Linked DNA regions of Mus musculus: region 1 is linked to region 2. Evidence: chromatin contacts called from ENCODE Hi-C or POLR2A ChIA-PET data. All regions are on one chromosome and are shown on one strand. The core of a region is the stretch at or near the end of the contact, and the rest is flanking DNA. Distances in the headings are between cores, read along the strand shown. Region 1 overlaps Gm31813 (a long non-coding RNA gene). Region 2 has its middle 24 kb from the start of 7530428D23Rik.

Region 1 (2,700 bases), core at 68-2,567, 110 kb after region 2:
ATGGTTGCATGATTTAAATAAATCTTATTTATTTCAAGGAATTTAGATGAGATCCCAGAATGGTTCCTGGGCACCTTATGACAGGATTACAATGGATAAGATTAACATAAACCCTGAGTTACTGGGATATTAGAAGAAAGGATATTTCCACTGCAAACCAAATTAACATCTTTTACTTCTAGAAATGTATTATCATATATCTCCACGATATATGTATAAAGGTTCACATCCCAGGCTGTGCATGTATAGGTAAAAGAAGAAGTCCGGAGTTGGTTCTCTCCTTCCACATGGGTTCTGGGGATGGAACTCAGATCTCCAGGCTTGCAAAGCCCCACCCCCACGTCGCTACCCACTGAGCTGTCTCACCAGCTTTAACAGTCTTGTTTGTAAGCGTTCCAAACAATATTCTGTAGAGAAAAATCAAGCCATCCTCAAGATAATGTAAGCTTAGGACTTAAGCATGATTCATTGCTAATTTGGCAAAGTATTTCTATGTGAAAAGAATCTTTGGGGTGGGGAGAGGGCTCGGTCAGTATAGCACTTGCCTCACAAGTGTGAGGACCTGAGCTTGATTCCCTAGAACCTACACAGAAAGTCAGGCATTACCATGAAACCTGCAGGATGGCAAAATGGGAGGTAGGAGCAGGCAGGTGGGCGGACCCTCTGGCCATCTAACCTGGCCTACTTCAGGGAGCAGACCAGAAGCTAGAGGTAGGACGCAAGTGCCTTTGCTGCATTTGCTGAAGACCAGAGATGAGTCCCTAGTACCTATATCTGGGAGCTTTCAACCACTGAAAACTCCAGCTTCAGTCGATCAAACATCTTCTCCTGACCACAATAGACCCTTGCACATACATACATACATACATACATACATACATACATACATACATACATAGAAACACCCATACACAAAAACAACAAAAAACCTGAGAAACCCCCATCTCAAGCAAAAACTGGGGATCACCTGGTGAAGAAGGACACTTGAGGTTGCCCTGTGACCTTCACATGTTGGGCCTTCAGACACATACACAGGAATATTGTTTGTATGACAGCAACTTTCACAGCAAATTTTAACTTTAAAAAGAAAAAAAATCTTGCTTTCGGCTGGCTAGAGGTTTCAACTAGGCCCCAAAATGAGGGTTCATTTTCTTCCTGACCCCATAAGTTCCACTTTTCTGCACGTCTCACCATTTCAGACACTTCTAGGGAGGGCTATCAGGGGGCCATCTTGGAGATTTTTTTGCCCTGACTCCTAGCTTTGTGCATCCCAGCTGTGGCTGGATTTGAGAAATGGCAGCTTCAGATTGCTCTCTGTCAAAGCATTTAGGGGGAAGTTGCCCTAAGGTTCTGAAAGGACTGGCTGCAGGAAGAGAAACCCTTACTAGTGAGAGGCTGTCTGCTCTGCTTCCTCCAGGGGAAACTTAAGGACTTTAGATCAGGCAGCTCCCTGCCGGGAGCAAGGGGGGGCGGGGGGGGGGGGGTGAGATCAGGCGAAGGAGGGCCAGCCCTTCCCCTTGTCATTCTCCAAATTAGGGCTGGCTGCCATTATTTTTTTTCCAATTAAAAATACTGAAGAGAACTTAAAGGAGACCAGTCCTGTGTCTGTAAATAAATAGCCTGTTTGGCTATTCAGAAAAGGCACCATGTTGCGTGAGTTATTGGATGTATTGTCTTTAATATGTGAATGTGTTCTCTAAAACAAAGTGGCAGCCATCTATACAATTAATTAGTATCAAAGCTCCTTTCATGTACCCTTCACAGCAAGGGGGAGAGAAGTAAACTACTTAAACGAATAAACTTTTAAAAAGAAAGAAAGAAACCTAAATAAATAAATAAACCCCTCACTCTAGGCAAAGTAACCCCCGGAACTTATGATAAAGAGATCTTAATTAACCCCAAATCCATCTACTCTTCTCTGCTCCAGAACCGAAACAGAATGCTAAGGCAATTTACTCGGAGAGCAGTTTTGCACCATAAATCTGGGCCATGTTTTTCTGTGCGTTTGCCCTGCAGTAAGCTTAAAGAGAAACTCAACCACCAAACAGCCTTGGAGGCAAAGCAAAGCCCTAATCACCCGCAATGGTGATTGCATAACACCCGCCTCCCAACCCCCACTCCTAAGCATCAAGAGGCAGGCTTTGGCTTCTGGTTAGAGCACATGCCTTTCTTTTTTTTGCCTGTGTGAGAATCATTGAAAATGCTCTTTAAGGACCAAAAGTCAGGGCACGTGTGTTTTCAGAAGAAATGGAGGTCACTTGAGGGTGACTTCTGAGTACATCCCCCAAGCCAAAATGAATCTGTATCGATATCTAAAGTGCATCTGCTTTTAGAGCAGAAGCCACCATCTGTTCCTAATTGGTGCCCTGGAGGTACTCCCTGTGGAAAAAAAGGGCCTGGCCGCAGCAGCCGCGCCTCCCCGGGGCTGCAGACTCCGCTCGGGGCCTTGCTGGTGCAATCGAGTGCTCCTCTCTTAGATAATGCCAGGTATTCTGGAAAGTAGCCGTGTAATAATACACAAACCCCTGATGATGTCAGCGTGTTATTGACTTTCCAAGTCTGAATGACTGAGCAGAGGAGAGGGGGGGTGGGGCGCCATCCATCCGGCGGCGCAGAGACCAGCCGAGCGAAAATGGGCTCACAGTCCAGCGGGGGAGGGGAGGCGCGGCGGCTGCCTGGCCAGGCTGGATGGATCTCAGC
Region 2 (2,700 bases), core at 28-2,527:
GAGCAAATTGTTTAGTGGTTACTTCTGGTGTATTGCCCTGCCCTTCTGTGCCACAATGTTTTCTCTCAATTGTTCTTCAAGGTGGGGACAGGGGACAATTCTAGACATTATTTTTCCTTCCTACCTTTTTCATCTCTGCTTTAGAATATGAACCAAATCCACAGCATACCAACAAGTTTCTGTGGCTTAATAAAAACAGAGCTTCTACGTCATTGTGACTGGCTCAGCCGAGCAAGCTAACTCACAGGATTGCTCAGAAGCTGCCGACCCTATTCTTACCAGACTCATGGTGTCCTGGAGGTTGGGAAAGCTCCAAATTCATGCCAGCATGATGACTTCGCTGGGTACTTGGCATTAAGCCTGAGGGACCTGAGTTTGATCCCTGAGACTCACACAGTAGAAGGAGAGAATGGGTTCCCACAAATTGTCCTCTGATCTCCACACTGGAGACATGCTCCACCCTGACTGCCACACACACATGCACACAGACAAAGATAAATACAAATTTAATAACTGTTTTAAAGACGCAATACATTGCTCAGTTCTGCTTATATTACAAACAAATGCATAATAGTAACTACCATAGCAAAATGAGTTGACGAGTGCATGTGCACACATATGTGTGCACATGAACATGCGTGTGTGCACAGGTGTGCAAAGACATGTGTTGTTGTGCAGACCAGAGATCAGGTATCTTGCTCTATTGCCCACTGTCTTATACTTTTGAGACTGGGTCTCTCACTGAACATGGAATTCATGGGACAGGCTATGCTGGCTGCCAGAGAAGGTCCTCTCTGTCTTTCTAAGTGCTGGCATCACAGATGTTTGCTGTTGCCAGCCTTGACTTTACATGGTCCTGTGGATGTGAATTCAGGTCCTCCTGTTAGCATGGCAAGCACTTTACCAGCAGTCATGTCCTCAGCCCTTTTCCACACTGGAAGTGTAGATTGACAGTCCTCTAAGGAAGCCTAGTCATAGACAGTACACAAAGGCTTAGAAAGCACAGACCTTCCCTGCAGTCACACAGCCACCAGGAAAGGGAAGGCCTCCTCATTCCCAGCTAAATGTTTATTCATGAGGTGAGTCTGCGGCTTTCCAGAGTTCTCTGCACCCGGCTGCGTAAAGAGGCACAACATCATTTCCAGCTCAGGAGAAAGCGATAGCAGCTTCCCCTGAGAGACTCTGTACTGGAAAGTGTTTCAGGAACAATTGCATGACTGACAATATTTGGTAAGCTGGCCAATTGTCACATTGGAAAAACAAAATGAAGAGGTCCTAAAAGCTTCCTGGCTTCCTTTGGAGCACTGACCATGCAAATCACGTCATAGAAATTCTGAGCACTGCGAGTGAAGAGCCAGTCCTACCACCATGGCCACACAACCACAATGGTCTTGATCACCATGCAGCCCTGCCTGTGCCAGGATGACAGCCTAGTTCAGGAGAAGCTGGTGCTGCTGCCAGCTGCCATTGCCTAGGCAAAGATGTGTCAGCAAGTAAGAAAGACTAGTCAGCGTGTAGCAGAGGTGGAAGAACAAGACTGCATGTGAACAGCAGCTGGGAGGTTGCCTGCTCTTCCTAACACAAAGGCGACACTATAGAAAAATGAAATCATGTGAATTTTTATGGAAGTCATTAAACACAAACAGGAAGAATCTCTGGTCTTTATAAGACCCCCAGTCTGTTTTCTGTGGAGGCCATATAATCAGAAAGAGCCTGGACAGTGGGTAGGATACAGAAGCAGTCGATAATAGACGCTTTTATCTTTAAATGTTATATGAAAATTTCTACCAATAGACAGCTGGGTCAGAAACTCCATTTGGTCCAACCTGAAAGAGGAAGCATCGAGCATGATTCATGTCCTCCAGTGTGGCAATAGTTTAGATGGTGTGGGGACCAATATACACATTAAAATTGGTTTCCTGTCCATTGGTGATTCGGATGCAGTCCTATTTATTTAAATAGAAAAGAAAGCAACTAGCTTACAGAAAATTATTGACCGGATGGAGTACAGGTGGTGTGTTGCTTTAGAAAAATACAAAGTTGATTCTAAATCAACTGAATTTGGAGAAACCTTGGCATGCTGGTTTCAGGCATAAGAGCTTCAGTTTGGATCCTGGACCTACTCTGCTGTAAGAGGGTAAAGTTTAACTCTGATCTGTTACCTATGAATGAGGATAGTGTCTCCAAAGAGCATGACAGAGTTTAACTGAATGACATGAAGAACTAAGTGCTCACAAAGTACTAAGTGCTCACAGCTCCAAGCCCCAACACATGAGAAGTAGGCCAGATCTACCAACTGTACTTAACAGATGCCCCTTAGAGAAGCACCATGATCAAATGCTAGACAGAGGAGGCCACTTTTGCCAATTGTGGTCTTGCTGTGCCACTCTAGGTACAACACTCTAAAGAACAGCTACCCACAGCTGCTCTGAAGTTAGTCACAGTGCTCGGTACTAGTGGCACCAGACTGTCGTATGAAGCTGATAATGCTCTCTAAAGTAGGTATCCCCAGGCCGAAAATTATGAGCTAGTCATTCCTGTTCCCAGCACATAACTGACAGTTCTCCATCCTAGTTCAACATAGCAACAACCTACATCTTGATATCAGTGCAAATACAACAATAGCTGTCACAGCTGTCCTGCTTCTTCTATACCTCGTATCAGGAGGTTTTCTTCTGCAGTCTCGGGCTGGGAGGGAAG

Evidence for each region. A loop is a pair of places that touch in the nucleus more often than their neighbours do. ChIA-PET counts read pairs that join two places held with the same protein, here RNA polymerase II (POLR2A).
Region 1: a map of heart shows a loop between it and region 2 (2.7-fold over the local background). The contact joins two enhancer-like sites. A Hi-C loop is called at or near these places in 6 of 37 maps with a recorded cell type or tissue (Patski, heart and left cerebral cortex). POLR2A ChIA-PET finds 5 or more read pairs at or near these places in 1 of 5 experiments (Patski).

What each region holds. Positions count from the first base shown.
Region 1 is chr3:21,933,559-21,936,258 of GRCm38, forward strand. The region is part of intron 3 of Gm31813 (a long non-coding RNA gene); the gene reads right to left. Among named protein-coding and RNA genes, the nearest start is that of Gm31813, 29 kb to the right of the region's middle. Within about 2 kb of position 1,318, at least 1 of the 3 ENCODE cell types and tissues checked has a DNase peak (open chromatin) inside an H3K27ac peak, as active enhancers do; it is heart, where a contact is called at or near this core.
Region 2 is chr3:21,823,259-21,825,958 of GRCm38, forward strand. No RefSeq gene overlaps it. Among named protein-coding and RNA genes, the nearest start is that of 7530428D23Rik, 24 kb to the left of the region's middle. Within about 2 kb of position 1,278, at least 1 of the 3 ENCODE cell types and tissues checked has a DNase peak (open chromatin) inside an H3K27ac peak, as active enhancers do; it is heart, where a contact is called at or near this core.